Linked DNA regions of Homo sapiens: region 2 is linked to region 1. The links are chromatin loops, found by intact Hi-C in ENCODE. Cell type or tissue: dorsolateral prefrontal cortex. All regions are shown on one strand. Each heading gives the region's core, and the rest is flanking DNA. Links, peaks and the distances in the headings are about the cores only.

The links. Peaks named below come from ENCODE experiments on the same cell type or tissue, not always from the same donor. Only the 100,000 strongest peaks of a DNase experiment are listed, where the experiment ranks them.
Region 2: a loop joins it to region 1, with 2.2 times the contacts of the local background. A loop is called at or near these places in 3 of 110 quality-filtered maps.

The regions. Positions count from the first base shown.
Region 1 is chr5:124,771,652-124,780,276 of GRCh38, forward strand. No RefSeq gene overlaps it. Among named protein-coding and RNA genes, the nearest start is that of ZNF608, 29 kb to the left of the region's middle. In dorsolateral prefrontal cortex, for the core only: no CTCF peak of the experiment used is centred there; no DNase peak of the experiment used is centred there; H3K4me3 peaks cover 517 bases; H3K27ac peaks cover 623 bases.
Region 2 is chr5:124,884,000-124,892,624 of GRCh38, forward strand. No RefSeq gene overlaps it. Among named protein-coding and RNA genes, the nearest start is that of ZNF608, 140 kb to the left of the region's middle. In dorsolateral prefrontal cortex, for the core only: a CTCF peak has its summit at 4,384; DNase peaks (open chromatin) are centred at 3,362 and 4,351; H3K4me3 peaks cover 1,313 bases; H3K27ac peaks cover 3,005 bases.

The DNA.
Region 1 (8,625 bases), core at 147-8,146:
CCAGTGAGCTTTTGAAGACTGATGAAATAACTGGCTGCTGTGGTCTGGTTAGTTCACAAGGAAAGGCACAGGATGTAAAATTTCCATGTTTTATCATATCCATCCATAAAATTAGGCTAACGAATTGATAATATAAACTGGCATTCTGAAGTTATCATCAAGAAACTCCCAATATTGGCTGGATCATTTTCATAATGTTGCCATTTCATTTTCATAAGCAAAGAGACCCCATTTGGAAAATAGTGCCTCTTATGCTTTATCATGTAAATGCAAACCACTGTTGAAGTTGAGACACATAATGCTATGGAAGTGCAGAGACCTTGTTTTTGCAAACTGACAGCTCCTATTGTGTCTCTCTGATTAATATGGAAGTGATGAATGCAAATCTTACGACTTCATTTGATATCAGCTATGGTAAAAATTTGACTCATAATATTGTTTTCATGAAAAAAATCATTAAGAATCAAGTTTGGGAGAATAAGATCGGGGATGGGGAGAGAAGTTGTGAGGTAGGAAGGGAAGAGAAATGTGAAGAAGAGTCTTAACAAAGTCAGCAAAAAGAGGGACCTGTAAGGAGATTATTCAACCTTTGGGCACTGATTATGTGCATATGTATCTCTCTTATAAAGAGAGGTCTTTGTATCAGATTGACATGGAAACCTGGATGGATACCACACTCTTCTGTGGAAGGTGCTTCTTTTACAAAAACAGAACCAGCAAGGATAGTCTACTTTGAAAGATGTCATTTAGTTTGGGCCAAAATTACCCAGGCTTCAGTTGGGAGAGCTGTCCCAAGTGTTTTTTCTTAGAACCAGCACAAGAAATGTATTTTCTTTCAGTTGGTTCAAAATCCCTGTGGGATAGAGGCACCATCAAATGCAGATTGACATCTATTTGTAGCACAACCAGAAAGGCAGTTTCATTCTGAATTATTTAACATGGCAACATTTTGCACATATAAATCATGTCCAGCTTTATTAGATTAGGCCAATTGAAGAAATATATACACCTGCCTGTCATGTAAAGCCCTTTATCTTGGGGAGTAGACTTCCCAGGGGGACTTCCCAGGAAGTAAATTGAATACTGAGTGGTTTTTTCAGTGATGGGGCCTGAATTGAAAATTGAAATTCCTGCATGGACATCAAATTCACATAAAAAATGAGAATCTAGTTTATCTCTTTTGGTTACCAGGGTACTAATCACTCTAGAAATTTGGATTTACATGACTATGGCCCTTCTGTGCCCTTTATGTTGGAGCTGGGCCCTGTCAATGTGATAATGTTCATAAGGCCCTTTGAGGTCTTCAGATGAAAGGCATTCTACAAACACAAACTATCACTTGCATAAATCAATCAAGTAGCTTGATATTATTTCTCTCCATCTTTGGGTTTGCCAGAATGAGACAGAAGATAGCAAATGCTATATAGTGAGATGAAAGCATAGAGATTAATAGGCGACTTCTTTGTAATCAGATAAGGCATGATGATGCACAGTTGATAGACTTGATTTCTGTTACAGGAAAAAAAAAATACACCCAGGGTTGTTCTCATTGTATTCACAAAATCTCAGAGGGCAATCTCTTTCCTAAAAACAGGCTGCATCTTAAATAACTGCACCATGTTAAAGCTCTTCCTAATTTAAGTTCAGAAAAAAAAAATCACTTAGTGCCACATATGGGCACAGCATTGAGAAAATGGGATTTTATTTCTTCTCCCTCTCACTCCCCCTTCTTAGACCCAGTGCCATTATTTTGGAGAGCTGAGAGGTGGAGAATGAAAAAGCCATTGGTCTCAGTTTTCCTGCCACAATGGCCTTTTATGAGAGGGATTAGATACGCCAAGAACTGGTGCAGCATTCACTGGTGCCCCGAACGACAATCTGGAAAAAAGACGATAAAAATCAGTTTGTCATAAGGTTAAATCACCAAAGACTTCCCAGATTGGTTTTTCAGATTGTTTTTTCTTTGGAAAGAAGATAAAAAAAAAAAAAAAGAAAAGAAAGAAATATGGGCTAAAAGCTGATTTTTTTTCTTTTCTTTTTTTCCCCTCAGTGCAAGATGTAGCATTCAAAAAACATGTTGAGTGAGTTGAAGCATTAAAAAGATCAGTCTTTGGCTGTTGAATGAAAGACTGTTGTGTGTGTGACTCACATACTAAATGGAAACCTGCCTTCAAAGCCTATTTTACTGCCTAATTATATATACACAAAATGTAGCTGTCTGTTTCAATCAAATCATAGGAAAAGGAATAAAACTCCCCTAAAGATGCAATTTTCATGGTTTGTCATAACCTTAGAAACACTGCTAATGTAAAAGGAGGAAGTACAGCTGCATGGTCCAGATAAGGTTCCAGTAATTGTTTTTCTTTTAATTATTACTTTATAAAGACATTATACCTCCTACTCTGAAGAAGAAAAATTAGTGTCCTGTCTCTTCTTTTTTTTTTTTTTTTTTCCCTCCCTTTCCATTTTCACACCAAGCTTGTTGATATGCATTTGAGCTGTGGCTAGAAGCCAGCGTAGCTATGGAAATAATAATTTAAGTAACCACCATAACTACAGGCTTTCAGAGGGTTTCAGGGAGGAAACCTTTTCTAAATTTATGTTCTGAATTGAGTAGAGCTTTCCAAAGCACAAAATAGAGTGCCAGGGATTGAGATAAAGTGCTTAGACCTAAACAACTGTTTGCACTTGGCTTTCATGGAAATACTTTCAGTTCATAATAGCTAATGTACTTATTTTTAAAAATTAGCAATTGCATGGGCATTTTTATTCTTGTCATCTTCACTGAAGAATAATGTAATAAAATACACAAAAGGCTCCCCCCTCAACATCTTATAATGTACAGATTTTTTTTACAATAACCAGAAATTGTAAAGTTTAATAAGCCATTACTAATTTACATATTTTCATAGATTCAAATCATTAAAATGCAATGATATTTTAATGGCTTAATAATATATCTAATTGCAGATTAAAACTTTCTAACACTGGAGATAGCATTGAACATACCACCAAGGGACTCCAAGTGCATAATTCAGTAAGAATTGACAGCTTCTGACATTTCTTACGAAAACAGAGTTCATCACAGAATGAGTAAAATGATTATCTTGCAATATGCATTTTTTTAAAAAGTTATAATTTTAACTACACGTACCACCCTTCCCCTTAATCTCTTCCTGCCTACCCCTAGTTCCGTCTCCAGCCCTATTGAGTTTGGGACCTGCTCTATGAATCCACAGAGTAAACAACTTAGCTGAGAATTCTGTGATAATTAAGCAGATATGATCACAAAGCTACTCTCAATGACTCTGAGAAATCCTTGGGTATGAGAGATATGCTAACAAATAAGAAACACGCAAAAACTGAGTGAGTTTATACTCTAGAAATCACTGCCCATACCCCAAATTCCAAAATGGGGTTTGGGACCTGTTAAAAGGAAACATACAATGTTTGTAGCAGCAGTATTCACAATAGCCAAAAGGTGGAAACAACCCATGTCCATCACAGACAAATGGCTAAAATGGAGGCACAAATGGAGGGACAAATGGCTAAACAAATTTAAGTATGTCCATATAATGGAATATTATTCAACTACAATAAGGAACAAAACACTGATATATGCTGCAATGTGGATGAACCTCAGAAACATTATGCTAAGTAAAAGAAGCCAGAGAGAAAAGGTCATATATCATATGATTCAATGATACGAAGTATTCAGAATAGGTAAATCCATAGACACAGAAAGCAGATTGGTTGTTGTCAGAGACTAAGGGGAGGAGAGAATGGGATGTAACTGCTTAATGGGTATGAGGTTTTATTTTGGAGTGATGAAAATGTTTTGGAACTAGATAGAGATGGTAATTGAACATTGTGAATGTACTGAATGCCACTGGTTCTTCACTTTAAAATTGTTAATTTTATGTTATGTGCATTTCACCTAAGTGAAAAAAACCATGATCTCATCACTCTCATTCACTCACTCACTCAATCTTCATTATGACTTCAAGGAGCATATATATTTACTACTGACAATGTGTCAGGCACTGTGGTAGGCACGGGGGGAGTAATGTTGAATCAGCTAAGAAAGCCTCATGGAGCTTACCTTCTGGTTGGAGGAACAAAGTGAAAAAACCAAATCAAACAAATATGATCATTATAAATGCTTATGTGAGAAGTAATGACTAAGTTGGTGGTCTGGGGCAGATTAGCTAGGGAAGTCACTGAAAGCCTTTCTAAGGAAATGATAGTTGAATTCGGACATAAAAAAGAAGCCATACATGGGAAATTACTGGGGGAGAGAATAACATATACAAAGCATAAGTTCTTCTTGTTACGGGAAAAGAAAGGAGTTCAATAATAGTAAACAAAGTGAGTTAAATGTATAAAGTGAAGTCAGAGAGGTAAGCAGATACCAGGTTATGTAGGACATGTTCAGAAACTTGAATTTTATTCTAATTGTGATGAGAAGATATTATTAGAGGGTTTTTTTGACATACAAAAAGCTGTACATATTTATTGTATACAACTTGATGAGATATTACAGAGTTTAAAGCAGAAAAGTGACATGCACTTTTTAAAAGATCACTGTTGCTAACTCATGAAGAATTAATTGGAGGGTGGCCATTGTAGACATAGACTATCAGGCTACTGTGGTTGTGCAGAAGCAAGATGATGATGGCCTGGACCAGGATGCTGGCAGTGAAGAGGGAGAGGAATGGACAGATTCAAGTTCTATTTTGGAGGCAGGCCCATCAGAACCTGTTAATGGATTGAGTGGGTAAAAGGTAATTAAAAAGGAAGCATCACAAACTACACATAAGGTTTTGGCCTGGGCAGCTGGGTAGATTTTGGTGTCACTTCCAGAGATGGGGGGTTGTATTAGTTTTCTATTACTGATGTAACAAAATACCATAAATTTAGCAGCTCAGGACAATACAAATTCAATATCTTGCAGTTCTATAGGTCAGAAGTCTGACCTGAGTCTCACTGGGCTAAAATCCAAGCATCAGCAGGACTGTTTCTTTCTGGAGGTTCTAGGGGAGGATCTGTTTCCTTGTCAATCCCAGCTTTTAGAGACTAGCAGCATTTTTAAACTCATAGCCTTCTTCCTCCATCTTCAGAGCCAACAAAGGTGGCTCTTGCATGTAATCTCTTTGAGCTTCCTTCTGTTATCACATCTCCTTCGGACCACAACTGGGAAATGTTTTTTGCTTTTGAGGATTAGATTGGGCTCACCTTGATAATCATGCTGCTATCTTTCTGGCTCTGTTTCCCATTGTCACAGCTCCTTCTCTGTCAGGCTTCTTCATTCCACTTTTAAGGACTCTTGTGATGACGTTAGCTCTATTCAGATAATCTAGAATAATCTCCTCATCTCAAAGTTCTCAATCGTAACTGCAATGTCCCTTTTGCCATGTAAGGTAATACATTCATCGGTTCCGGGTATTGGCATGTGGACATCCTTGGGAGGGACGTTATTCTGCCTACCACAGGGATAATTGAGAGATAACTGGGTTTAAGATGGAAAATTAAGATTTAAATTTGAGACTCTCAAGAGGCATCCAAGTGGAATGTCAAATAGGTAGTTGGATCTCCACTTGGAATTATGTCTAAAGTTTGCAAGGGAGGTCTTGGCTAACAGGTATAAATGTAAGAGGTGTGGTATTTAAAGCCACAGGGAACTAGATTATCTAGAGAAGGCCGGGTGTGGTGGCTCACACCTGTAATCCCAGCACTTTGGGAGGCCGAAGCAGGCAGATCATGAGGTCAAGAGATCGAGACCATCCTGGCGAACATGGTGAAACCTCGTCTTTACTAAAAATACAAAAAATTTAGCTGGGCATGGTGGCGTGCACCTGTAGTCCCAGCTACTCGGGAGGCTGAGGCAGGAGAATCGCTTGAACCTGGGAAGCGGAGTTTGCAGTGATCCGAGATTGTGCCTCTGCACTCCAGCTTGGTAACAGAGTGAGATTCCATCAAAAATAAAAAATAAAAAATAAAAAAAAGATTATTTGGAGGAACAATGAGATAGAGAAGAAAGCCTAGGACCAAACCCTAAAGCACTTCAGCATTTAGAATTTGGGTTGAGTAGGGGGACCAGTGAAAGAGAATAAAAGAAAATCAGTGAATTAGGAAGCAAAGCATTAAAAAAAATGGTATTTCAGAAGCTAATAGAAGAAGAAAAACTTTTTTTTTTCCTCAACCTCCCTGGCTCAAGTGATCCTCCCACCTCAGCCTCCCAAATAGCTGGGACCACAGGCGTGTGCCACCATGCCTGGCTAATTTTTTATTTTTTGTAGAGACTGGGTCTCTCTGTGTTACCCAGGCTGGCCTCAAATTCCTGGGCTCAAGTGATCCTCCTGCCTTGGCCTCCCAAAGTGCTGGGATTATAGGCATGAGCCATCTTGTCCAGCCTTAGAAAAGCATTTTAAGTAAGAAGTTCTTAAAAGTACCAGAGAGATGGAGTAAGAATAGGTCAGACAGGTGATCTTTAAATTTAGCAACAAGAAAACCATTGGTAAACTTGCTTAAAGATGTTTCGGTGGTGTTGGGATGAACATGAGAAAATAGGGAATACGAAATTAGACAATGCTCTGAGTAAGTTTGGCTATGAAGGGGAAGAGGGAAGTGAGGCAACATTTTTGTAGGTGCTTTTGTAAAATCGGAGAAGAGTTTTGGTGTTTTGTTTTTAAGATGGAGTCTCACTCTTGTCACCCAGGCTGGAGTGCGGTGGCCGATCTCGGCTTACTGCAACCTCCGCCTCCTGGGTTCAAATGATTCTCCTGCCTCAGCCTCCTGAGTAGCTGGGATTATAGGCACCTCCCACCACACCGGCTAATTTTTGTATTTTTAGTAGAGACAGAGTTTCATCACGTTGGCCAGGCCAATCCCGAACTCTTGACTTCTGGTGATCCACCCACCTCAGCCTCCCAAGGTGCTGGGATTATAGGCATGAGCCACCACACCCAGACTGTTTTATTTTAAAGAAGGGACATACTAAGGTTGGTGGTTCTCAAACTGTGGTCCCCAGACCAGCAACATCAACATCAGCTGGGAAATTATTAGAAATGCAAATTTTTGGCTCCCACCTCAGAACTGTTGAATGAGAAGCTCTGGGAATGAAACGCAGAAATCTGGGTTTTAACAAGGCCTCCAGATGATTTTGAAGCCAAATCAGGTTTGAGAACTGTGATGGTTAATATTAGGTGTCAACTTGATTGGATTGAAGGATGCCTAGATGGCTGGTAAAGTACTGTTTCTGGGTGTGTTTGTGAAGGTGTTGCCAGAGGAGATTGACATTTGAGTCAGTGGACTGGGAGAAGAAGACCCACCCTCAGTGTAGGTGAGCACCATCCAATCACTGCCAGCATAGCTAGAACAAAGCAGGTAAAAGAAACCTTGCTTGCTGAGTCTTCTGGCTTTCCTCTTTTTCCCATGCTGCATGCTTCCTTCCTTTCCTCCTGCCCTTGGTCATCAGGCTCCAGGTTCTTCGGCCTTTGTGTTCTTAGACTTAAACCAGTGGTTTGCCAGGCACTCTCAGGCCTTTGGCCACAGACTGAAGACTGCACTGTGGGCTTCCCTGCTTTTGAGGGTTTTGGACTTGAACTGAGCCAATATTGGTTCCTTTTTTTCCCCAGCTTGCAGACAGCTTATCATGGGACTTTACATTGTGATCGTGTGAGCCAATTCTCCTTAATAAACTCCTATATATGTATATCCTATCAGTTCTGTCCCTCTGGAGAACCCTGACTAATACAAGAACCAATACTACAGTTGTGAGGGCTATGATCTGATGAAAGAAGGAGGGGCTGTTATTACTGAAGAGTGGAAATGCCTAAAGTCTGCAACAAGATGCAAGGAGTTAATTTAGGAAGTCCTAATAGAAGGATGTAACATCGATTGAATCAAGAATATTTTCCCTTGGTGAAAATAAGTAAGATAAAGTTGTAGGTAAAGTTGCAGATCAGTCAACTGAAGAGGAAAACAAGTCATGACAAACCTAGTTTCCTTTTATTTTTAGAAATAGGATTGGTTAAATAGGTAGGTAGAAAAGGGAATTCTGTAAATATTTGATATTTATTTATTGAGACAAGTTTTCTTTCTGTTACACAGGCTGGAGTGCAATGGCGCAGTCATAGGTTACTGCAGCCTCAAAGTCCTGGGCACAAGTTTTCCTACCATCTCAGCCTCCCAAGTAGCTAGGACTATAGCAGTGCACCCCATGTCTGGCTAATTTTTACATTTTTTGTAGAGACTGGGTCTTGCTATGTATCCCAGGCTGCTCTCGAACTCCTGGCCTCAAGAGATCCTCTCACCTCAGCCTAATATTTAATATTTTGATTTCAACAAGACATATGACAAATTGCCAACGACATCCTCAGAAAAGGTAGAGACACGAAAAGTGGGGAATAGGAGAGTTGAGTAAGAGTGGCTGGTTCAACTCAGGGGGAGATTTTTAGCGGTACAATAGTGGCATGTCTCTCTTTCAGGACTTCCCTGTCCAACATTTTATCATCTACTTTGCTGAAGACAGAGGAAATGTGCTTTTCAAATTTGAATTTGGCACAAAACTGGGAAAGCAAGCAAATGTGTTTGGTGACATAATGTGGATTCAGAAAAATTCCG
Region 2 (8,625 bases), core at 253-8,252, 110 kb after region 1:
GACAACATTGTTTCCTGGACAGTAATGGTTTCCACAGTTCTTTGATTTCCTTGAACACCCTAAACGAGCAGGAGATCTTGTAATTCCATACGTCTGATCATTTCTGCAGACATGCCTGGAAAACAGAGTATCGACACCAAGTTTAGACTTATGCTTTAATTTTTCAAACTATTTGAAAATCTAAATAAATATCCCCATGCAGGCCCCTTTTCCACCAACGTCCTTAAATCATTTGTTAATAAGTAATGTGCTAATACCTGGAAATGATTACATAAACGAGCAAATAAATTTGCTCTGCTGTCAGCTCTAGCGCTGTATTCTACGTGAAAACAACCATATCCAATTCTTTTTCCCCTTTGGTTGTGAAATGAAGGTGCACATTTTATTTTATAGCTCTGTAGGGAATAGTGGAACTATTGAAGCAAATGGGAAACTGGTTCAGGAAAAGGAAATTTAAACAAAGAACGTAAGATGAATAAAAGTGTAGAGATTTCCTTTGTGTTTATATCAGACATCCAGAGCTCAAAGGGCAACATATAACAGGCTCACTCTTATATGGAAAATTTAGTTACTCAGACTTTCACAGAGGTGAGTGTAAAACCACTCTAGGCAATTTAAGGAATTAAGTTTGGGAGACTGGTTGGAGATGGGACTAGCAAGACTTCAATTAATAAATTAATTGAAGGAGAAAATGGGATTTTTTTTTTTTTCCCCAAGACAGAGACTTGCTCTGTTGCCTAGGCTGGAGTGCAGTGGCACATTCTCGGCTCACTGCAACCTCCACCTCTGGGGTTCAAGCGATTCTCCTGCTTCAGCCTCCTGAGCAGCTGGGATTACAGGTGCGTGCCACCATGCCCTGCTAATTTTTGTATTTTTAGTAGAGACAGGGTTTCACCATGTTGGCCAGGCTGGTCTTGATCTCCTGACCTCGTGATCTGCCTGCCTCAGCCTCCCAAGGTGCTGGGATTATAGGTGTGAGCCACTGTGCCCAGCCAAGAAAATGGGATTTTATGGTACAAATTAAAAATTCACATATTGGTATATCACTTCAGTGAACTAATTACCCTAAACTTAAAAGAATCAAGAGGCACAAAGTGAATGAGAATTCAAGGCACACGCTAAAAGAAAATATTTGCAAAAGATATATCTGATAAATGACTGTTATCCAAAATATACAAAGAATTTTAAAATGCAATAAGAAAATGAACAACCCAATTAAAGCATGGGCAAAAGATATGACCAGAAATGTCATCAAAGAAGACATACAGAGGACAAACTAGCATATAAACAGTTGTTCAACATCATCTGTCCTTAGGGAAGTGCCAATCGAAATAACAATGAGATACCACTCCCCACCTATTTGAATGGCCAAAATCCAAAATACTGACAATTCCAAAAGCTGCCAAGGATGTGGGGCAACAGGAACTCTCATTCACTGCCAGTGGGAATGCAAAGAGGTATTGCCACTTTGGAAGACAATTGACAGCTTCTTACAAAACTAAACAAACTCTTACCATGATGAGCTTGCATGATCCAGCAATCATGCTCCTTGGTATCTACCTAAATGAATTGAAAACTTAAGTCCGTGCAAAAACCTGCACATGGATATTTGTAGCAGCTTTTTTTCATAATTGCTGAAACTTGGAAGCAACTAAGATGTCCTTCAGTAGCTGAATGGATAAACTGTGGTATATCCATATAAAGGAATATTATTCAACACTAAAAAGAAATGAGTTATCAAGCAAGGAAAAGACACAGAGGAACTTTAAATGTTTATTACTGAGTGAAAGAGGCCAATCTGAAAGGCTTCATATGGCATGATTCTAACTATATGGCCTGAATATACTACTAAAATCTAACACTACGGCCAAGCTCTTTTTGAAGAGAATGTTGCAGAGCTGTTGCAATGCCATCTTGGCTTGGTTAACACTCAACAGTTGTTGAAAATATTTTCTTTGATTTGGGATATAAAGTAAAGGAAAAATAATGTTTGGAATTGCAAATTGGTGATATTTCCAGTATCACCTCTCAGATGGAAATGTGGTTAAAAATGAATGAATGAATCTGTACTCATATGTGCACCAGAATGCAAAGGACCTTAGATTTACATTTCATCTAATAGGATGTGTGACATAAGGAAAGGCTGAAGAAAAGGGTGGCGTGAAGGCCTTGACTGTTATATATTGGTCAATCTATTTCAATTTCCTTGGACTCTAAAGCTCCTCATTTGGCATCCCTAAGAAAGACACAAGAGGTAGAGTAATAGAGTGGTTAAGGGGATTAACTCTAGGCTAATATTCCCTGAGTTCAAGTCCTAACTCTGTTCCTTATTAGCTCTGTAAGCTTTGTGACCCAGTTCATCACCTTTAATATGAGTATATATCATGATATCCATTTCATAGGGTTGTTTACATACTCTATAAAGTGCCTAGAATAGTGACTAACAATATATTTTTGTGTGAAATGACATAAAATCCAGTAGAAGCTTGTAATTAAATGTAGTGGTCATGTGATTACCAAATACCCAATTTGTCAAACTTCATTTGTCATTTGCATGGTCTCCCCTCAGTCTCATCCAGTTACCAGTTAATAATCATGGTTCCACCACTCCAACCCAGAGACGTCCCAACCAGATTGGTATTGAAAAATGGCTGGATTAATGACATGTATTTATTCTGCAGAATACCCACTATGTGTAAGAAGAACTTATAAAAAGCCCAGACTTAAGTGCATTTCAGTTTGGTGCCATCTACTTTGAAAAAAGAAAAAAAAAAGAGCTCTTTGCTTTTGTTTCAATTTATAGACTCAGTGGTGGATCAGCTCATTTAATGAGCTATAGCTGAGAGCAAATACTCCGGGAACGTCAAGTGCTAAAAGTTTGGAGGATTTGATTTTTTTCAGTCCAGTAACCAAAAGCATTTGATCTTTTATTGACAGAATATGGTTGCTGTAAAAAGAAATGAAATGTCCTAAGTATTCAGGGTTGAATAGCTATGAATGCTTTCTATTTTCACTGTTCAAACACCCTTAACTTTATGCTGTGTATAATAATATATTAGCATGTTCAGGGTTTATAAAGAAAATATACTTTTTTTCATGCAGTATTAAAATGGCCCCTTAAAAGTATATATTTCAAGGGAATGAAATTCTCTCAATGTTGTAGTTTTTTTATTAACAATTATTTTTCCAGATTAGTCTTCTGTTCCACCTAGGTAAAACAAGTAAAAATGAAAGTAGCATACAGGGATGTTTCTTATTTGAAAGAGTAGAAAATGTGGTTTTCTTCCAAATTGTGATTTCCTTTGATAAATGTGCCGTTACTTGATACTGGAGACTACGAGCACACTCAAGGGCAACACACAGCCAGGGCCTGGCAGATCCTTGTTGCAGGCCTTTGGAAACAATCCTACTGGGCTAGAATAACAGCTCCATTATTCAGCATGGCAAGTCTATCACCCTACTTACTAGCATAGTTTGGAGGTTAAACAATGGTGTCTCCTGCTACTTACCCATTATCAAATTTCTTCACAATATTTATTTAGACTACTATCACTGAAGCAAGGGCACCAACTCATAAAAACTCAACTTTCTCAGAAGTAAGACTTCATTAAAGAGAACACTCCAAGAGGAAAGTACTCTGGTTAGGAACATTCCTTTACAGTCAAGAAAATCAATTCCAACTTGAGTTTCAAGTATTTCAAAATTACTGGATGAGAGAGATATGTTACTTTTATTAAAAAATTAATGCTCTTTAGAAGACCATCACTTAAATATTAGTGTAATTCATGCTACATCACAGTTAATTGAAAATATCACTGACATTTGTAGATAAGAATGACAATAATAACTGGAAAAATGCATTTAGTTGCCAATGCCTGCAAATAAATGCCGATTTTGCTTACGGCAGACTAGAAAAATAAAAGCAGACCAAGGTATGTTTGTTGGTTATAAGGGTGGGTTGGTCTCATTTAAGTTTACAGTGGGAAATAATATTCATTTGATTTAAAAAAAATCTATGTGAATGATTTAAAGAAAGAAGAAAATCTTTGGGGTAAGTGTTGACATTTAGAATACAGAATCTGCTTTTTACCTTCAGTTGCTGAGAAACTGATCACAGCTTGGTTAATCTTTTACCAGGAAAATGTCCACTGATTAGGTAACTTAGAAACATGTTTATATTTCTTAGCTACTAGGGTAGATCTACCAGCTCAATTTACACGTTAAGCCTAGGAAGTGGAAATTCTTAACCCTGGATATGGATCTGCCCAAACGTCTGTCTTTCATTGGTCTCCAGACTTTGTTTCTATAGCGAAAGCAGCCTCTAGGGGTGGGTGTGTGGGAGAGCGCCCCGGCCCCCAGCAGACACAGGGAGTGAGATATGACAGCACTCTTTAATAATGAAGTGAGCACCGTGGCAAGCCCAGATTCTGAGCAAATTCTCTTTGAAAGGCAAGCAGCTGTGTAATCATTTATCTAGTCTTAGTAGGAAATGGCTTATTTTACACAATTTTCTCAAAAGCAAATTTGAAATCCTCATTGTAATGTGACACCTTCTCTATCCTCAAAGTGCAATGAGGAAGAGAAAATTTAATATAGGAGTCAGCTTTCCCCTCTTATCCTTCACTAACAGCAGCATACTTATTTGATATATAAAAATAATAAAGGTGAAAATTTTGGAAGAGCTGAAGTCACCTTTTTTGGGGGGTGCTTTCATTTTGCTATTGGCTGTTAGTGCTAAGCTGAATTATAACATGTTCCACAACTTTATGGAAGACAAGACTTTGTGTTAACTGCAGAGTAAACTCACCAACTTTTAGTGCTGCCAGTTGTTTACAGTGAAATGGATCCTTGATGTTTTTTTTAGATCCTTGATTTTTACAGCCTTCCAACCACTAACCTTCTCCAGTGATAAATTCTAGGGCAATTTCAAATTCAGAAAGATGACAGTCAATTCCTGAATTTAGGAAGGAAATCGTTTCTTTACATGCTTACTTTGCATTTCAAGTCCGCCAGAAAGGAAGCCCTAGCACATTTGAAAATATCTTGGGAGTTACACAAACGTATGCAAGGCATCTCAGATTTATCTTTGGCATCTCTGCCATTTATTTAGAAGCTGCGCACAAACAGAATCTGTCTTGTCCCATGCAGCCCTTCCATCGCACTAGGAATACATTATTGTGCTTCTGTTTAACATGCAGCCTTAGTGAAAGTACAAATTTGATACAGTTATACTTTTATAACCTTCAGTTTACAGTTGAGCTCTATGCCTTTTTAGTGCTGACTAGAAAATCAGATGGGATGAATCTGGGAATACAGCTTCACAATGTGCATAATCCTGGCTCTGCAACTGAGGAAAATCAATGAGGGGAAGCATTGATCTCCTTGCAGAGTGCAAATGCAGTTAGCTCAGAAACACTCTGCCGGGGATTTTGTTATTCAAGTCATTCAGCTGCACAACATGTTTTCAAACCAAGCTCTTATCATGCAGCAGCTCTCTAGATTCAGCTTAACTCTACTTACACATGCATAAAAAAACATGTCTTCCAAGAGGAAAAATAACTGCATATCCACAGTCAGCTTCTATGTTTGGTCAAGGCTAAGCAAAATAGCCTTCACTTCAGTGACATTTCACTATGTCACTGGGTGGAGAAAACTCCTGCAGGAAGATGTGAGAATGAATCACTTCAGGAAAATATTATCTTCAGCTATGATGAATTTGATGCTTGCCTAGGCTGCTTGGCCAACTTGTTTTCCTTTTTTTCATGAAAAAAAGTAAATGTAACCAAGAAATTATCTGGAGGGCCCACCATCGATATGCACGTGTGTGCAGATACAAAAATGAAATGTATTACATAGCCAAATACAGTATGTATAAAAATATATATTGCAATATTTCATACTTGTTAGTGAAAATATTTTTACAACGTAGTGCCTCCCAAGTGCAGGAAATAAATCAAACCTTTTAAAAGAGATTGCAGATGATTCATTTACTGCTGTCATAATATGGTGTTTTCTTTAATGAAAATTTATATCGTTTTTCCTGGACTCAGTGGAATAAATTTATACTGAAAGATGGAAAGTACTGATACAGTCAGTATTAAACGCATCCAGTACTTGATATGTTGTAAACAGGAGCTTGACCAAGTGAGGTATGGACTGACATCATTTGAATGTACATTTTCTAAGACTTTCCATGTTAAAACCATTCTAAATGTAGTAGAAATGAAACTTGTGGGCCGGGCGCAGTGGCTCACGCCTGTAATCCCAGCACTTTGGGAGGCCGAGCAGGCGGATCATCTGAGGTTGGGAGTTCAAGACCAGCCTGACCAACATGGAGAAATCCCGTCTCTACTAAAAATACAAAATTAGCCGGGTGTGGTGGCGCATGCCTGTAATCCCAGCTACTCAGGAGGCTGAGGCAGGAGAATATTGCTTGAACCTGGGAGGCGGAGGTTGTGGTGAGCCGAGAGCGCGCCATTGCACTCCAGCCTGAGCAACAAGAGTGAAACTCTGTCTCAAAAAAAAAAAAAAAAGGAAAAAGAAAAAAAGAAAGAAAGAAAAGAAAAGAAAGAAAAAGAAAAAAAGAAAGAAAGAAAAGAAAAGAAAGAAAAAGAAAAAAAGAAACTTGTGGTATTTGGCAATGAGACATAGCACTTTCAGGTCAACCTTATGCTAGTATCAGTAAACTACCACCAGACTGATTTAGATTCAGATAATGGATTTGTAGAAAGCAACCTGCAACTGTAAACCTCTGAGTAAGAGGGAAATAAAGCTAGCAGCTCTAGCTCCTTAGGGCATTTTTAAATGTAGGCAGGTGTAAGAAATATTACTAGGAACAGATGACCACTATGAAATCATCAAGAAAGAAGAGAAAATGAAAGATTCATATATAAAAATGTATATATATATTTTTATGTATAAATGTATATATTGAATTATATATGTATTTGTATGTATAAATGTATATATATAATTATATATGTGTGTATATATATAATTTTATGGTTCTGGAATATGAAGCAAGGACTCATGATTGACAAAGGATGGGGGCACAAATCAGAATTGAAGAGAAAATAATTCTCTCTAGTATGGTCAAGATAAAAAGCTTTCCTGGTGGGAGGTGGGAGTGTGGGAGGTCTGATGTACAGGCACATGGATAGGAGGTGAAATATGAACCATCAGGAGTGGGGTCTTATATTAGTGTTTTTGGAGCATCAACTTTGTAAACACTGTGAAGATGGTTCGCCAGGGATTGTGTTGCAGAGTATGGAAAATAAAAATAAGCCAGTCAAAGAACCTGTGGTCCTATGTTAACATTCTCCAGGATTACAAGTTTAGGGTAGGGCAGTTTTTTATTGCCCTTGAAGTGAAAAATGATGTTACTATATGATTCTTACTTTTACGACAATCTAACTGACAGCGTATTGCAATACCTTAAGAGAGATTGTAAAACCTTGAGATTATTCAGTACTGTATTAGTCAGGGTCCTGGCAAGAGAGAGGAGCCACATAGCAATTTGAACAGGGACAGTTTAATATAAAGAGTTATTAATTATAAAAGGAATACGACTAACAAGATATTGATTAGAAGTAAAAACAACTCTAAAGAAAGAATAGCATATTTATATTATATTATATCATGTATACTAGTCACTGCCCTTATGGCTGGCTGAGATAAAGAAATCAAAGAAGAGTCCCCAGGGCTGAGATCTCGATCTTATTGATGGCAGAAAAGGAAAAGTCACTAGTGGAACTTGCTAGGAATCCACACCCTCTAGGATGCCAGGGAAGGCTGTTCACAGGACGATGTCTCACTGGAAGCACTCCAGTCCAAAATTTCCTGAGGTGGGTGCATGAAGACATTGTGGGGACCATGTACCGGAGCATCTGTGAGTGCTTCAGAAGTTTAGTGCTGAAGAAGCCACCCATGCCCCAGTTGTCAACTGCTGGAGAAAATGCCCATGCTAAGGGAACATGAGAAGCAAGAACACCTGAACCGAGACGCAAAACCCCTTTCCTCCTGCAGCGTCTCTCTAGTGCTGTCCCTAGACAAAGCTTAACATCATGTCTACTGGCAAAGGGGAAATATTTAAAGGCCCCAGATCCATATTCAAGAAGCAAGGCACAAAGGTTGAATTTGAAGTTGACAGGTAATAAATCCATAACTGGCAAGTGTTCATTTAGAATCATTACAATCCTTTCCACTGAAAACTTGAACACATTTAGGGTTTCTGTATAGTGAGATGATGGTTATACTGTTGAGAGGTGACACCGTGCTAGCAGCCCTCACTCTCGGCGCCTCCTCGGCCTCGGCGTCCACTTTGGCCATGCTTGAGGAGCCCTTCAGCCCGCCACTGCATTGTCGGAGTCCCCCTCTGGGGCTGGATGAGGCCGGAGCCAGCTCCCTCTGGTTGCCGGGAGGTGTGGAGGGAGAGGCACGGGCGGGAAGTGGGCGCTCGCGGGCCAGCGCGAGTTCCGGGTGGGCGTGGGCTCCGCAGGCCCCGCACCCGGGCTCCGCAGGTCCCGCACCCGGGACCCCGCAGTGAGGGGCTTAGCACCCGGGCCAGCAGCTGCGGAGGGTGCCCCGGGGCCAGCAGCTGCGGAGGGTGCCCCGGGTCCCCCAGCA